2 separate regions of the Homo sapiens genome follow, and region 2 is linked to region 1. Evidence: chromatin loops called from intact Hi-C (ENCODE). Cell type or tissue: prostate gland. All regions are shown on one strand. Each heading gives the region's core, and the rest is flanking DNA. Links, peaks and the distances in the headings are about the cores only. Region 1 overlaps PHACTR2 (phosphatase and actin regulator 2). Region 2 overlaps PHACTR2 (phosphatase and actin regulator 2).

Evidence for each region. A loop is a pair of places that touch in the nucleus more often than their neighbours do. Peaks named below come from ENCODE experiments on the same cell type or tissue, not always from the same donor. Only the 100,000 strongest peaks of a DNase experiment are listed, where the experiment ranks them.
Region 2: a loop joins it to region 1, with 2.7 times the contacts of the local background. A loop is called at or near these places in 3 of 110 quality-filtered maps.

Annotation. Positions count from the first base shown.
Region 1 is chr6:143,769,599-143,777,941 of GRCh38, reverse strand. It overlaps PHACTR2 (phosphatase and actin regulator 2), which reads right to left. Exons shown (of 13, transcript NM_001100164.2): 7 at 5,485-5,684; 8 at 3,727-3,883; 9 at 559-614. Among named protein-coding and RNA genes, the nearest start is that of LTV1, 70 kb to the left of the region's middle. In prostate gland, for the core only: no CTCF peak of the experiment used is centred there; DNase peaks (open chromatin) are centred at 2,369 and 3,393; H3K27ac peaks cover 3,784 bases.
Region 2 is chr6:143,683,233-143,691,575 of GRCh38, reverse strand. All of the region lies in intron 1 of PHACTR2 (phosphatase and actin regulator 2), which reads right to left. Among named protein-coding and RNA genes, the nearest start is that of PHACTR2, 9.4 kb to the right of the region's middle. In prostate gland, for the core only: no CTCF peak of the experiment used is centred there; no DNase peak of the experiment used is centred there; H3K27ac peaks cover 1,268 bases.

The sequences.
Region 1 (8,343 bases), core at 123-8,122:
TGGGAAAATAAAGTAGGAAAATGAATGGAGAACGTTTTAGTGCTGAGAAATTATAAACAACTCAAGAAGGAAGCCGAGTTATCATAACATAGGAAAATGCAATGGATTGAAAATTTTGTTTTGAATTGAGCCATTTGTTAAACTAGCAACAAACTGTATTGTTAATAATAATATAGGAATGTTTGATTTGTTTCCTTGTGGATTCTTTTGGCCTTTTCTTTGACATTTATTTGCGAGAAGACTAGAGCATTCTTTTTCTATTTAATATTTGGGTGAAAGAATACATGGAATATATTTCATCTTTCTTAAACACAATTGTCATGACCATGACTCTGCTCTAGGGGCGGGTATAAGGCTCAAAGCCATAAAATCAAATATCAAATTCAAGAAATTAAAAAAATATATAAACAATTACATATAAATGTGACATAAATGGACTATTTCAGTCCATCTTGAGTAAATGAATATATGATGGTTTCTTACTGATAAATCGATCATCTGTAGAGGCAGCTTGTTAGCGATTACACAAGGAATCATTCTATAGTATAGAATACTCACGTTTTAGGATGTTTCTTTGCTCTAATTCTTCAGTTGTGGGCCTCTGGCTCAGCCTCCTATGATGACAAAAAGGATATATTACAGGTTAAAAACAAGGTACCCTAGTAGGAGACTCAGAATAAAACAACAAAGCTCTATTTTTCATGTTTTGAGAAATAAAAATCCATTTTTAAAGCTGCAAAATAAAAGTCTCCTTCCCATTAGTTTGGAGACTACAGATCATGGCTGAGGCTGCTCACCGACCCCCATTACACAGTCTCCTTTCCTTTTAGCAACAGAGCGGCCTGGATGTTAGCTAGGTACCTGACTACAGACTTCTGCCTCCCTAGAAGCCAGGTATCGTGCTGTGACTGAGTTTCTGCAATGGGATGTGAGCAGAATGATGTTTGTTACTTCCCCTTCTCATCCTTAAAATGCCTGGGTGCATGCTCCCTTCTTTCTCTTTCCTTTTTCCACAGGCTAGAACTTCAGCATGATGGTGTGAGCCAGCTTTGATCATGCAGCTGAGACCATCTAGGGGATGGGAGAGCAGCAAGACAGAAGGAATGGGGCTGCCAGGCAGACTTCAAGGAGCCATGCTCCCACCATACTGGATCGCTCACCTACCTGGGGAGTGTCATGTGACAGTAATATTAAGATTACCTGGCCAGGCACAGCATCCTATTTTAGACCCTAATGAGCTATATATTAATTAGACTATAAGCTAAGCTGTAGCAGAGACCAAAAACTGCAGTGGTTCAAACCAGGTATGTGTGGGCCTACAGATCATGGCTGAGGCTGCTCACTGACCCCCATTACACAGTCTCCTTTCCTTCTAGCAACAGATCGGCCTGGATGTTAGCTAGGTACCTGACTACGGACTTCTGCCTGTGAATAGTTAAGTATTTAAAATGCGGTTGTTGCTATGCCGTGAACGCAATCTCCCTTTTTCATTGTATTTTCTTCTATGTAACAATGTTATATAAACATAATGTTGATTTTTATAGGTTAATCTTACATCAAGCAAACCTGCTGAAATCATTATATATAGCAATTTTGGGTCAGTTTTTAGAGCTTTCTAGGTATACAACCATGTATAATAACAGTATATCTTTCCTACAATTTATACCTTTTCTTCACCACAAATAATTGTGACCAGACTTTTAGCACAGTAAGGTTAAGGAATTTTTCTTTGCTTCTGTTTTTAAAGGAAATGACTTTAGGGTTTCTCCCTATAGTAAGATATTTAGTATATATTTTTTAAATTTATTTTTACATTTTTTTTGAGATGGAGTCTCACTCTGTTGCCCAGGCTGGTGTGCAGTGGTACAATCTCGGCTCACTGCAACCTCTGCCTCCAAAATTACTGCCTCAGCCTCCTGAGTAGCTGGGATTACAGGTGCCAGTCATCATAGCTGGCTAATATTTGTATTTTTAGTAGAAACGGTATTTCGCCATGTTGGCCAGGCCGGTCTTGAACTCCTGACCTCAGGTGATCTGCCTGCCTTGGCCTCCCAAAGTGCTGGGATTACAACTCCTCGTTTGTTTAGGATTTTAACAAAAACTTACAAAATTTTCTTTACTGCTACTTTGACATTTATTGAGGTGGGTATAGGATACTTCACACTTTTTTACTCCTTACTATGATAACACTATTATTATTTTATGCAAATATTATTCAATGATTTACATTCTTCTTCATAGTAAAACATAAACAAGAGTAATAAAACAATCAGAAAACCTAGAAGCATATACTCTCTTACATAGAGTAGAAAGTACAAAACAGGAGACAGTATACAAAAGAAAATTGGGCAGAGAGCCCAGGAGCGAAATTCTAATTCTGGTTCTGCTACTCAGTAACTGCATGTCTGTCCTTGAGACATTTCCTTAATCTCTCTGGGCCTCAGAGAGGCCCCTTGTTTTTCCTTGGTAAGATGGCAAGTTTAGAACTGTAGGTTTTTCCAGCTCGATACCATTAATCACGTTAGTCCCTCTTGCTTCTGCTGGCTTTTTCCCGAAGCCAGAAATGGTCACAGGTTAGGGCTGAATTAAGAAGACGAGAGCGAGAGAGACCACTGGTAAACATTCCCAAATTTCTTCCAGAGTCGCAAGAGGGTTTACAGAACAGAGAGACCCTCTAAGCCTCCCCCGAGGTTCCCTGGTAGGCTGTGCTTTTCCTTCAGATAGATGCCACAGCTGCTGTCTCTGACACCTTTCTGCACAACTCAGCTGTAAGGAGGTGCCTTAGGGGTTACTCTTCCTCTGGAGAAATGGTCAGCAGCCTCCATGCCAATCCTGCCTCCAGTTATACCACTTCCAAGCAAGGACAGCAATTTTCCCCCCACCTCCAAATCCTGCTCTGGGATTCTAGACAGTTCCTTTCTCCCAGTTATGCACCCTGTTGTGTATGCAGAGTAAGACAAGTCAGCAGAACAACTAATTCTTACATGTGCTTAAACTGATCATCAAAAATAAGACCTCTGGCATGAATGCTCACTTCTATTAAAACTGCCAGTTAAAGGGACTTGTAAAGTCACCAGTGGCAAAAGCAAAAATCCTATACAATGGTTGGAGGCAGGAAGAGATGTCAGATGATCCATTTACTTGAAGTTGGAAGAGGGATGTTCAGATATGAGGGTTAAGGCTACCTGACTTGGATGGAGGCAGACCATTGAAGGCAAATAATATTTCTGCAGTCTCACAGTCCACAGGGCAGAACCTCATGGCATTCCCAGGAATGCTAGTGAGTCCATAAATTAGGCCAGGATTGTTGAGCAAACTGTGATCTGCAGGCCAAATCCAGCTTTATGAATAAATAAAGTTTTATTGGAACATGGCCACACTCATTTGTTTATCTATTATTTATGGCTGCTTTTATGCTACAGCAGCGCAGTTGAGTAGCTGCAACAGAGACTGTCTGGCCAGCAAAGCCTGAAATGTTTGCCAACTGGTCTTTAAAAAAAAGTTTTTGACTCCTGGAATAGGCTTTGGTGACCTCAAAGCCACTGGCTAGCTGGGCCAAAGGACAGGTTCTTCGAGTGTTTCATCATGCAAGACCAACTTTAAAAGACCCAGTAGGCCAGATGTATCTGTACATAAGGAATTCACAATGACCCCAGTTAGGTAGGAAGCTTTGGGAGGGAGAAAAATACAAATTAGTCAGTACTGTCCTAAAATGTTAGCAATTACCTGACTAACTTGGTTCCAATTTGTTGTCGGATTTCCTGCCTCTCTTCTTCAGATGTACGCTGCAAGATGTTTTTGTCCTCTAGTTCTTTCTTAGATGGTCTGTTGCCAAGTTTGATAGCAAGAGTATCCCTCCGGCGTATTTTACTTGCCAAAGCACCTGAGGATTGAAAAAGAGCAGAAATGCAGAGAGAGAGGCTTTTAGCCAGTGGCACTCAGGTTACACATGGCATGGACTTTAAATAGAGCCCAGACCAAATTCTTTCTCCTCATGCAGGAGGAGAATCTTAATTAACCTAAGGAAAAAAAGACTTTGAGTTGGATGCAGTTCATTTTGAGAGGACTGAAGCGCTATTTCTTTTTAATGTTCTGAAAAATATTGGGACACCATGAAAAAACTTAGAAGTATCACTTCATCGTTTGGAAAGTGATAGCTGCAGTTTATTTTGCTGAGAGGGTGGATCATAGAAATGAATGATTGCACAATTCTGTTTCTTTTTCAAGTTTAAAAAACTTAGTTCTTTTGCTTTTATTCTGTACAGTTAATCCTTGTCTCCTCCTTTCCTCTACTCAGACGCCATCCTGGCAGAGTCTACCAATGTTTAACCCTTAATTACCCCAGAATCCTGAAAATTTCAACAAATGATAAGTAACACCACATGGATGATAATGGTTTTTTTTTTTTTTTGCTCCATGCAAATTAAAAGGGATTTGAAAAAGTGCCATTTAATCACTAATATAGTAATAACTTGCCATAATCTACAAATTCAGTCCACAGTGAATCCCTCCCATGTTATCCAGCACAAAGTTAAAAAAAAATAAAAGCACTTTCCATATCTCTAAGTTATATTAGGTTGATGCAAAAGTAATTGTGGTTTTTGCCATTATTTTTAATACATAAATGATATTATTATTTCCTAGAAGGCCTACTATCTTACTTATTGTGGAAGTATGATTTTTTTTAATGCTAGCAAGGTATTTAGCATTCTTTTTATTATTATTTTTTGAGATGGAGTCTCGCTCTGTCTCCCAGGCTGGAGTGCAGTGGCGCGATCTCAGCTCAGTGCAACTTCTGCCTCCTGGGTTCAAGCGATTCTCCTGCCTCAGCCTCCCGAGCAGCTGGAATTACAGGCGTGCGCTAGCATGCCCATCTGGATTTTGTATTTTTAGTAAAGATAGGGCTTCGCCATGTTGGCTAGGCTAGTCTCGAACTCCTGACCTCAAGGGATTCACCCACGTTAGCCTCCCAAAATTAGACATGAGCCACCGTGCCCAGCCTCTTAATGCTAATGAGGTATTTGGCATTCTTGACTCATTCCTCCTTCCCCTTTCTATAAACCCCAGTACAAAAGCGAGTGAAAATTTCAAACACCTCCAATGAGTAAGCCTATGAATCTGCACTGACTTTCTTTCTTCAACAACAGGCCCAGAGTGGAAGGGCTCTCTTTGGTCATAGTGAGAAAGGTCTCTGTTATTAGAAAGCTTTGATTCTCAGCACAAATACTAATATGCACATCTAGCACATCTAGCTCATCTAGCTCATCGACAAAGGCCAGATCCAGCCATGTGACATCATCTTCTGGAAAGGCCTCCCATCAAAAGCTAAACTTTAGGATATACACATTTCTAATTTGAGAAAGGAGGATGAGGGGAAAGAAAACATCAGATGTCTGGTTCCTAATGAGGCTTTTATTCTTTATAAACTGCAGCTGCTTCTGCTTATCACCCACGCTCCTCCCTGCCTCTTGAAAACAGTCTTACTTTCTCCACTGCCATCCTCATCTTCGTCTTCGTCCTCATCATCGGTGTACAAGATAGGCCCGTCCGAGTCAGAGTCATTGGCTTGGTATTCCCTGTGGCCTTCATCTTCTGAGGCACTAAAGGATTCTGAAGATTCGCCCATCAGCCCAGGAGTCAGTAGCTGAGGCACTGTCTTCCCCAGCTCCTCTTTGGTTGTGAAACTGTTAAAGGCAGAAAAGCATGGGAGTGATGTGAAGCTCAGAGCAACCCTTGGCGGCACTGACACTAAGAAAAAGAGCTCTAGTTTCATGGGCTTCCTTCAGGCTGAGGAAAGCAGACACTTGACATAGGCCAGGCTAAAGTCACTGAAATGAAACCTTAATTCTCAAGGTTTTACATTTTTCATCTGTAAAATGCAAACGCTTGGTATCTGATACATTTAGCAAACAAATAGGGTAAAACTACATTTTGCAAATTATTTTTTCCTTCAAGTGTCAGCTACAGCCTCAGCTCCTTCAGGAAGCTTTCATGGACCTTCAGTTTAATTCCTTGCCCCCACGTCTGTCCCATGGGGACCTGAAGACGATCCCGCTAGAGTGCTTAGCATACTACATCTTGACCACCCATTGCTTCTCTGCCTTCTCAATCCCACAAGTTCCTGGAAAAGTGAGACTCATTGTTTTGCATCACAGCACCCAGAAGGTAATGACGTAGAAAAGTACATCTTCTTTCATTAATATATGGCTGGGTTCGGTGGCTCACACCTGTAACTCCAGCACTTTGGAAGGCTGAAGTGGGAGAATCACTTGAGCCTAGGAGTTCAAGACCAGCCTGGGCAACATAGGGGACCTTGTCTCCACTAAAAATACAAAATATTAGCCAGCAGTGGTGGCCGGCACCTGTAGTCCCAACTACTCGGGAGGCTGAGGCAGGAGAATCGCTTGAACCCGGGAGGTGGAGGTTGCAGTGAGCCAAGATCGCGCCATTGCACTCCAGCCTGGGCAACAAGAGCAAAACTCCGTCTCAAAAATAAATAAATTAAATAAATACATAAATAAAATAAAATAAAATAAAATAATAAAAAATTAGCTGGGCATGGTGGCGCTTGCCTGTAGTCCCAGCTTGAGCCTGGGAAGGATTGCTTGAGCCTGGGAAATCGAGACTGCAGTGAGCCATGCTAGCACCACTGTACTCCAGCCTGGGTAACAGAGTGAGACCCTGTCTCAAAAAAATAAAAAAAAGCATATATATATATATATATATATATATATATATATATATATACACACATATATATATATATACATATATATATATATACATATATATATATACATATATATATATGTAAAGTACATATATGAATTAATCCTGCTTTTATCCCAATATGTAAATAGTAAAAACTCATTTATCCTATGTGTGTTTTCATTTTTAAAACTGCCTCTTGTAACATAACAGACAATGTGCAAGTTAAATACACTTTTTAGAAAAAAGGTAATATGACTCTAGCCTGGGTGACAGAGCGAGACTCCATCTCAAAAAAAAAAAAAAAAGAAAGAAAGAAAGAAAAAAGGTGATATGCAAGGAAGCAATAATTTTCTATTATTTAGCCTAGTAAAAGTCTATGATTTAAAGAGTTACTATTAATGTACAAAGATTGCCAATTTTCAAAGACTAGACTAAAAAATACATAGTAATTTACATAAAAACATCACATCAAAAATAATGTAATCTTCATTTTAAGACACAAAGATCCCCCAAATTGCTTTCTGGTAAAAAGTTCTTCCAGCAATAAACACAGATAAACTTTATCAGAATATGAGGTATTTAAAACCCTACTTCATAGTTATAAACCTGAGTGATCACTGTCAAAATTTTGTTTCTCACTTATCAGAAAAACCCAACAGACTATATTCTTGTTCTCAAACAGGGAAATAGGAAATCTCATTTTTATTGTGTAAAATATACATAACATAAAATTTGCCATTTTAACCAGTTTTAAGTGTACAGTTCACTGGCATTAGACACATTCACATTACCGTGTAACTACCACCACCAACCATCTTCAGAACTTTTTCGTCTTCCCAAATTGAAACTCTACCCATTAAACAACTCCCCATAACCATTATCTCCCAGCCATTGGCAACTACCATTCTACTTTTTGTCTCTATAATTTGACTATTCTAAGCACCTTCTCTAAGAGAAATTATACAATGTTTGTCTTTTTGTATGTAACATACTTCACTTAGCATAATGTCTTCAAGGTTCCTTCATTCATGTCGTAGCATGTGTGAGAATCTGCTTCCTTTTTAAGGCTGAATGATATTCCACTCTATGTATATAACACATTTTGTTTATCCATTCACCAATCAATACACATCTGTATGTTTTCACCTTTTGGCTATTGTGAATAATACTGCTTTGAGCACTGGTGTACAAATTCAAGTGCCTGCTTTCAATTATTTTGGCTATATACATGGAAGTAGAATTGCTGGATCACATGGTAATTCTATGTTTAATTTTTTGAAGAACCACCATACTGTTTTCCACAGTGTGAAATCTCATCTTAAATAAGAGAAGATCTATTTTTATAGGAAAAATTTTCCACAGTCTGGGTTTTTAGTTGATTGCCACTGGAAGCCATTCTTGTTTGAATTGGCTGCCATTATGGGTGATCACAGAATGTTTAAAATACATGCCAATTAATAATATGTTCTGAATAACAGAACAAATTTGAGAGATGAGTCCTTTATTTGTTGGTGTCATTGTTCACTAATTAATTATCATATTGATTATTATTCTAATCTTACTATTTGTATTTTGTTTCATGGTTTTCAAAGAGTCCAGCATACATCTACAATTTACAAGTATTCTATTGTA
Region 2 (8,343 bases), core at 294-8,293, 87 kb after region 1:
ATTTACTTCAAACCTAGTTGTTGTGGGAAATGCATCATTTTGCTGCTTATAATATTAACAAAATGTACATAAAAGCAAACAGGTTTCTGGCAATAATATTCCATCAGAATCTCAACATTCTACTTGACAATAGGAATATTTGCTCATGAACAGTAAATATGAATGACCCAATTCATCCCGGCATTTGTGTACAGAACATCTGAGTCTCTGAACTGGATATTTTGTAACTTTTGCCTCAAGTAAAGAGAAAGACACACATAAAGATTCAAATGAGAATTTTTTTTTTTTAATTTAAATACAGAAGGTCCCTGACTTACCATGGTTTGACTTACTATTTTTGTTTACTTTATGATGGGCTTATCAAGATGTAATCCCATCATAAGTTGAGGACCATCTGTACAGTACCACTAACCTATAATTTGTTTTCCAGAAGATGTTTCTCACCTTAGGAATCCTCTGGAATGTTTGTTGAGAACACAGACTCTGAGACCCCTCTCCAAAAGACTTTGATTTTGCTGACCTATAATATGGGACCCAGCAATCAGTATTTTGCACACTAGGTGAGTTTCACAATTGGGCACTTTTGTGAAATATCAATGGTAGTTTGTAATACCCCCAGGATCCTATCAGAACGAGCATCCCATAAAGATGACGCATCCCTAAAATAAAAACACAGAAAAATACAGGAATACCACAATTATTCAATGTAGATCTTAAATGTGAGTCTTCTTAAAAAATGCCAGCACATTATTATCACAGTAAACACATTTTTAAATTAGTCTATGTACCACAAAACTTTTAAACGTCCATAAAATATTTTTTAGACCATTGCAACAAGCCAGGTCAAAGTTGAGATCTTGTGTGACCATCACCCAAGAAAGTCTTTTGAAATCAGTTAAAAGCTATCTGCTAAAGAGAAAAACTAAGTCTTCCAGATAAAAGGAAAACGTTCATCCTGATTAATTGGGAGGGATGGCAGTGTTTGTGCATACTGCAGCAAGTCTGCTTTGCTACCTTATGTCCCAGCCAAGCTCTCGACCAAGCATGAAGCCAGAATAAAGCCACGTTCTAATACAAAGACTCAAAAACCATACACCCCGTGAGCTTTTCTCAAGAAGCACCCTGTGTGCTCTGCCAAAATAAGGAAATAGACCCAGAAAAAAAAAGGGGGCATGGGATCCAGCAATCTGAAGATTCAATGCAAGAGGAAAGTGGAAGGAATCCCCCTGGTGTGATGAAGAGAGATCCCAAGACAACAGCTGGACAGTGGGCTCAGAGAAAATCCAGTCCACATGGGAAGAGGACAAAGGCTATGTATGAAGCTCTTAAAGATGAACCTGTAAGAATAACTCGAGTATTTGAACATATTGAGAAGCGATTCGTTAAATACATAACAAGAGAAAGTGTGGGGATGGTATGTAGGACACTTAGCAAGCTAACAAAAACACCAGTAGGAAAAACAAAAGGTATGCAGGAGAGAAAAAGAAATCGTGGTTTACCACAAGCCTTAGCTATCGTTGGCATTTCTGCTATTACATGGATGACTGATAAAATCAAAAACACAATATAAGAATGTTGGGGCTGGGCACAGTGGCTCACACGGGTAATCCCAGCATTTTGGGAGCTGAGGTGGGTGTATCACCTGAGTTCAGAAGTTCAAGACCAGATTGCCAAGACCAGCCTGGCGAAACCCTGTCGCTACTAAAAATACAAAAATTAGCCGGGCGTGGTGGCAGGTGCCTGTAATCCCAGCTAATCGGGAGGCTGAGGCAGGAGAATCACTTGAACCCAGGAGCCGGAGGTTGCAGTGAGCTGAAATCAGGCCACTGCACTCCAGCCTGGGCAACAGAGCGACACTCCATCTCAAAAAAAAAAAAAAGACTTGAGAAGATGAGAAAATGGGAAAATGGGAAATAATAGGAAATGTATGATTCTGAAATGGGGAGAGGCAGGGGTTGGGGTAGGGTAAAAAAGAGAACTACGTGTTCGGTTTCCATACTGTGAGCTCAGTAGATAATGTGTCATGCTGAAAAATCAATCAATAGGTAGCAAAGAGCATGCTATTTAGAGACTGGAGAATTAAAGAATCAGTTTAAACAACTCCACATTTCTTAGATGCCCCTGAACTTTCTACTCAGTTCCCACTACTCTACTAATGTATGACCTGGCCAAACAGAGCTATTCATTTATTTGACAAATAGTTTTGGTGTCAGGCATATACCTAGGAATAAGAAGAGACATTGGTGAACAAGACAGATAACGTCTTTTAGATCATGGAGCTTATGTTCTAGAAAAGAGAGACAATGAATAAAACAAACAAACAAGATCATCTGAGTGCTAAGTGCAGTGAAGGCACAGAGAGCTGTGGGTGGGACCTGGGTGGGTTATTCTGGAGAGGGGTAGGCAGGGAAGGTCTCTATGAAGCACAAGGATCCAGCCGAAACAAGGAGTCAGCTTGGCGAAGAGCGAAGGGAAGAGTGTCTCAAACAGGGTGCAGCAACGGCCAAGGTCCATGGGTGGGACTGATCCAGGCTTGTTTGAGGACTGAAAAAGGCAGTGAGGGGACCAGAGCAAAGTGATGGAAGATGAGGTCAGAGAGGTGGGCAGGGATCATATAGGCTCATGTAGAGCCTCGAGGGCCATACTATGCAATCTGGATTTCATTCCAAGTGCAGTGGGAGGACAGGAAGGTTTTGAGTGAGTGAGTGACATGATTTATGCTTTAAGAAATTACTTTAGCTGTTCTGTGGAAAATGAATTGCAGAAGGGTGGGAACAGAAGCAGGAGAGCAGCTGGAATCTACTGCAGTTGTCCATGTAATGGATGGCCCCAGAGCTTGGACGGTGGCAGTAGGGACAGACGGAAGAGCATGGACTTGAGATATATTTGGGAAGAGAAAAGGACAAGACCTGCTGATGGATCCATATGGAGGGGGAAAGGAAAACTTAAGAATAACTCCTAGATCTTGGGCTAGAATAAGTGAGTGGTTGGGGTATCATTTGGTGAAATGTAGAAAGTCAAGGGAAGAACTGGCTTGGAGGACAAAATCAAACCTTCTGTATAGACTTATGTTACCTCTGGGATGCCCACAAGTTTTCAAGCAGACCTGTCAAATAGGGAGTTGCACATTTGAGCCTGCAGTGCAGAGAAAGGTCAGAGTTGCAGACACAAACTGGGTAACTCTGGGAGTTGAGAGTTGGGTGAGACCCTACTCCCATTTCTCTACCCACCCCTCACCCCAGATCAGGCATCCACTTCACCTTGCTGGATTATTCCAGCCTACTTCTTGGTCCCACTTTCAGTCTCTCCCCATGAAATCTATACTGCATGCGGCAGGCCAACTCATCTCCGGAGGCAAAGCAATAATCATTTCTCTGGTTTGATTTAAAAAAAAAAAAGCGTCAGTGGTTCCCATTGCCTGTGGCTTTCAGTATTGCCTTCCACCCCTTTCCTTTTCAGAGCCTGAATTCTTGTCCCCATTATGTGTTTTGCCTCCTGATCTAGTCCTACAATTCTCTACATATCCCTTCCCTTCCACTCTCATTTCTGCACATTTTCACTAAGCATCTTCTAGACTGGACGCTTTGTGGGCAGGGTCTGTGTAGGATTTATCTTTGAAACTTCCCACCTTGCTTAGCATAACACCTTACACATAATAACTTTAATTTAGGAACTGTTTGCTGCATGAAGGTGCCACTCTTCTCCTTCTTAATATCCCCTCATAAAACAGGCTGATTTGTAGGACTATACCTGCCAAGCACATACCAGCACAGCTTTCCAGGATATTCTTAAGCAAAATAGCACTTCAGTCCTTCCTTGGCAGCCAAATTTCCTTAGTGTTAAGGGCTGCAGTGTTTTACTTGCCAGAAGGTTGATGTGAATAAAAACATCCAGCCCCTTGAAATGAAAATAAATGGAGGGATGGTTTATAAATATAAATGATAATGGTTAGACCGACCTTTTAGCAAGTAATGTGATTTGCCCATTCCTTTCCGCATTTCTGTAGTTTTGGTTTTTGTTCCCCTGCTTTTGTGGGGAGGAAACAAGAAGTGTTTATTTTCTTAAGACTATTTCTATCCTTAATATCACTTTTGCATCAGTTGAGTCTTCACTAAATATTAATATTTTCTCCCAAGAATAGAGACTAGCAGTTAACCTGCTACAGTAAAGTCCCCAAAGAAAAGATGTTGGAATTTTCCCTCTATTCAAATTAAATAGGCTTAATTGTAAGACCAATTCTTACAATTCTTGTTTCCTTCCCCACTGCATTAAGAAGGCAAGAGGTGACGTGTGACTTGCTCATTAGTCATTATGTTTTCAGACTGCTAAAAATAAAATAAATTTATTATTTTCTATTTCAGACTGCTAAAAATAAAATTAAAATATTTGGGATATTAGTCACTGACCAAATCTGATGAGCTATGGACCAAAGAGAAGTAGGTGATGTTGAAATTTTGCTCACATTCTTTCTCTCAAAGTAAGAGACATTCACATTATTATCGAACAGACTAAAAAAACAATTAAACCTAAAAAGAAGGTGGCTATATTGGGACCAATGTTTTCATTTTCATCACTGACAAAGGAAAAAAAAGTAGCTGAAAACCAGCCACTGAGCTTAAAGCTCAGAATCCACGCAGCTGGAGAAAAGCTAGTACAGTTGCAGGTGAGCTCATGACTTTAATTACGGTCAAGGTCCAGGTGGACAGTGGATATGGAAACCTTGGGTTCGATCATGTCCAAAGCAGGGGAAAGCCATGACTGTCACACTAACTCTTCAAGAATGAAGTTCCTGGGTGGGCGCAGTGGCTCACACCTGTAATCCCAGCACTTTGGGAGGCCGAGGCAGGTGGATCACGAGGTCAGGAGTTCGAGACGAGCCTGGCCAACATGATGAAATCTCATCTCTATTAAAATACAAAAATTAGCTGGGCATGGTGGCTCACGCCTGTAATTCCAGCTACCTGGGAGGCTGAGGCAGGAGAATCACTTGAAACCAGAAGGTGGAGGTTGCAGTGAGCCGAGATCATGCCACTGCACTCCAGCCTAGGTAAAAGAGCGAGACTCTGTCTCAAAAAAAAAAAAAAAAAAAAAAAAGAATGAAGTTCCTCTCCTCTATGTGTGTGTACATATAAATTTTTCTTTACATATTTTAAAAATGGAATCATATTACTTCATAACCTGCCTTTTCACATGTTGATGTTATTTATCATAAAAATTGCCTTTTAAAAATATTTTTACATCATTTTTAAATGGCTTATTCTACCACATGTCTATCTCAATCAATTCAACAAGTCTCTTGATGCTTGACTATTAAGTTAATTCCAATTTTTGGCTTTTGTAAAAATTGTTTTTATGAGCAATTAATTATTTCTTTTACAATATACTTCTATGAGCAGAACTACTGGGTCTAAGTGTAGTCTAAGTGCACTTTTTTTTTTTTTTTTGAGACAGAATCTCACTCTGTCGTCCAGGCTGGAGTACAATGGTGCAATCTTGGCTCACTACAACCTTCGCCTCCCGAGTTCAAGCAATTCTCCTGTCTCAGCCTCTCAAGTAGCTGAGATTACGGGCGCCCGCCACCACACCTGGCTAATTTCTATATTTTTAATAGAGACGGGGTTTCACCATTTTGTTCAGACTAGTCTCAAACTCCTGACCCCAGGTGATCCACCTGCCTTGGCTTCCCAAAGTGCTGGGATTACAGGTGTGAGCCACCACGCCCGGCCTAAGTGCACATTTTATGACTTAATATATATTGCCAAACTGCTTTTCTGATAAGTTGTACCAATTTAAATTACCACAAAACAATTGTCTTTTGGGAATTACTCATTTTAATCTTTGCTAAACTCATAGGTGATCAGTTGCATCCCTTTTTTTTTTTTTTTTTCATTTAATTGCTTAAACCTTATTTCATTTACCAAGTGATCACTTATGTTCTTCTTTGGTCAGGTAACATAGGCAAGTTTCTTAGCTCTCGTACTTTGGTTTTCCTCATTTATAAAATGGGGATATTAATATTAGTTACCCCGGATGAACGTCATAAGTTTTAAAAAGTTAATTCAAGTAAAGCACTTAGAGTAGTTCCTGGCCCATAGTGAGTTCACAATTGTAACCATTAGGTATTTTGGAAAATGCCTGTTCATGTTGTTTACTTGTTTTCCTATGTGGTTGCTTATCTTTTTGTTACTGACTTTTAAGAGGTCTTACTACATTAATGATATTAACTATTATTTTCCATATATAATTAAATATTTCTTTCAACTTTATGATTTTCCTTTTCAACTTTCTGATGTTAATTTTTTTTGGCCATGTAAAAGTTTAAAAATTTTATACTATTAAATCTATTCATCTTAAGCTAGAATAAATTACAGAGATCAAATATTCAAAACATGAGAAAAATAGCAGAGGAAAGCATTTTTGAAATAGCCCTAGTCTGTAAGAAAGAAAACGACTAATCAACTTGACTTAAAAATTTAAAGGTTTCTATAAAAAAGTACTATAAACAAACTTAAGGTACAAGAAAAAAATTTTTAATGTTAAAATATATGATAGACATTAGGTTAATCTCCTGAATATACAAATTTGTAAGAAACCATAAAAATAAGGAAAGTCTATAAATAGGCAATTCAAAGAAAAAGAAATATAAATGTCCTACATCACTCATAATCAAAATAAGATGCCATTTTTTACATATAGATTTACAAAGAGTCTAAAAAATTATTTATGCACAGCATTGTGGTCATGTACAGTTGTGTAGAGTGTTGACTGCAGAAGGACACATAGGTAAGAGAATGAGTGGGAATTAAATACATGCTAAAGTTCCACTTGTTAAGTCTGTGCTGTGGAGCTAGCTGCCTCACCCAGAGGAAGTGACTTCTAATTCTCACGAGGCTATGGGCTAAGAGTGACCCTGATATTCAGTGGTGGTGACAGAGTACAGAAACAGAAATTCTCATATAATAAGCAGATAACACTGAGAAAGCCTCTTTGAGAATAATGTAGCAAAGTCTATCAAAATAAAACACACAAATCTTTTGACCTAGCAACTCTACTGCTAATATGTCATTAGGACATGTAGTTTATAGTTGTCCATGTAATGGATGGCCTCAGAGCTTGGATAGTGGCAGTAGGGACAGACAGAAGAGCATGGACTTGAGATATATTTGGGAAGAAAAAAGAACAAGACCTGCTGATGGATCCATGTGGAGGGGGAAAGGAAAACCTAAGAATAACTCCTAGATCTTGGGCTAGAATAAGTGAGTGGTTGGGGTATCATTTGGTGAAATGTAGAAAGTCAAGGGAAGAACTGGCTTGGAGGACAAAATCAAACCTTCCATTAGATCCATGTTACCTCTGGGATGCCCAGCAAGTTTTCAAGCAGACCTGTCAAATAGGGAGTTGCATATTTGAGCCTGGAGTGCAGAGAGAGGTCATAGATATGGATGTTCATTTCAGTATTGTTCATAAGAGCATATACATATGCAAAGAACCCAGGAACAATATTAAAATACAACAGGATTCTTTTAAAGGAAGTTTTCATATATCCACATACTATAATAGTGTTCATTTATAGAATTAAAGAGAACAAGTTGGAAGTATTTTCAAGTTATATTACACGAAAAATTCAAAGTATAGAGCAGTAAGTATAGTATGTCTTGTTTGACTGCTGATAAAGATATATCTATGAATGAAAACTGTGTGGAATGAAAAAAACTGTTCATGCTGGGTTATAGATGAAAAGTGGGACTGGAGGATTCTGGGAGGGAGTAAATTCATTTTTATCCCAAACCATCTTGTAATGTTTGACTTCCTACCATGTATATATTATGGAATAAAGAAAACAAACTCCATCAGCTTTTGCCTTTAGGACCTCTTCCTGTGCCTGGTTTACAAGGAAATGGATAAATATTCTGGACAAGACAAATACAGGGCCCTGAACAAAACTTGGAAACCCAGAGACACAGATGAATACAGGTTCTATCACAACATAGGTGTGATCCTGCACACTTTATTTACTTGTTCTCTTGTCTCTTAAAAATGGGGACAGTGGCATTGTCTGCCCTTTCAACCCAAGGATTGAGGAGAAGCAGCCAAGTGCTGATCTGTGGCACCGTGAAAATGGGGTGGGGTTGGAAAAAACTAGAAGAAATAATTACTAGATTCAGATACCACCCTTCAGACAATAGAGCCAGAGTAATGTAATTCTTGGACTAAAAAAAGAATATAAAAAATACATACCTCTCATTCATATAATCATTGGTTTAAAGCAGTCAGGCTGCTTATTGAGACTATTTGTTGACTCATTCATATATTCATCAAAAATGTATTGTATCCAATCTACCA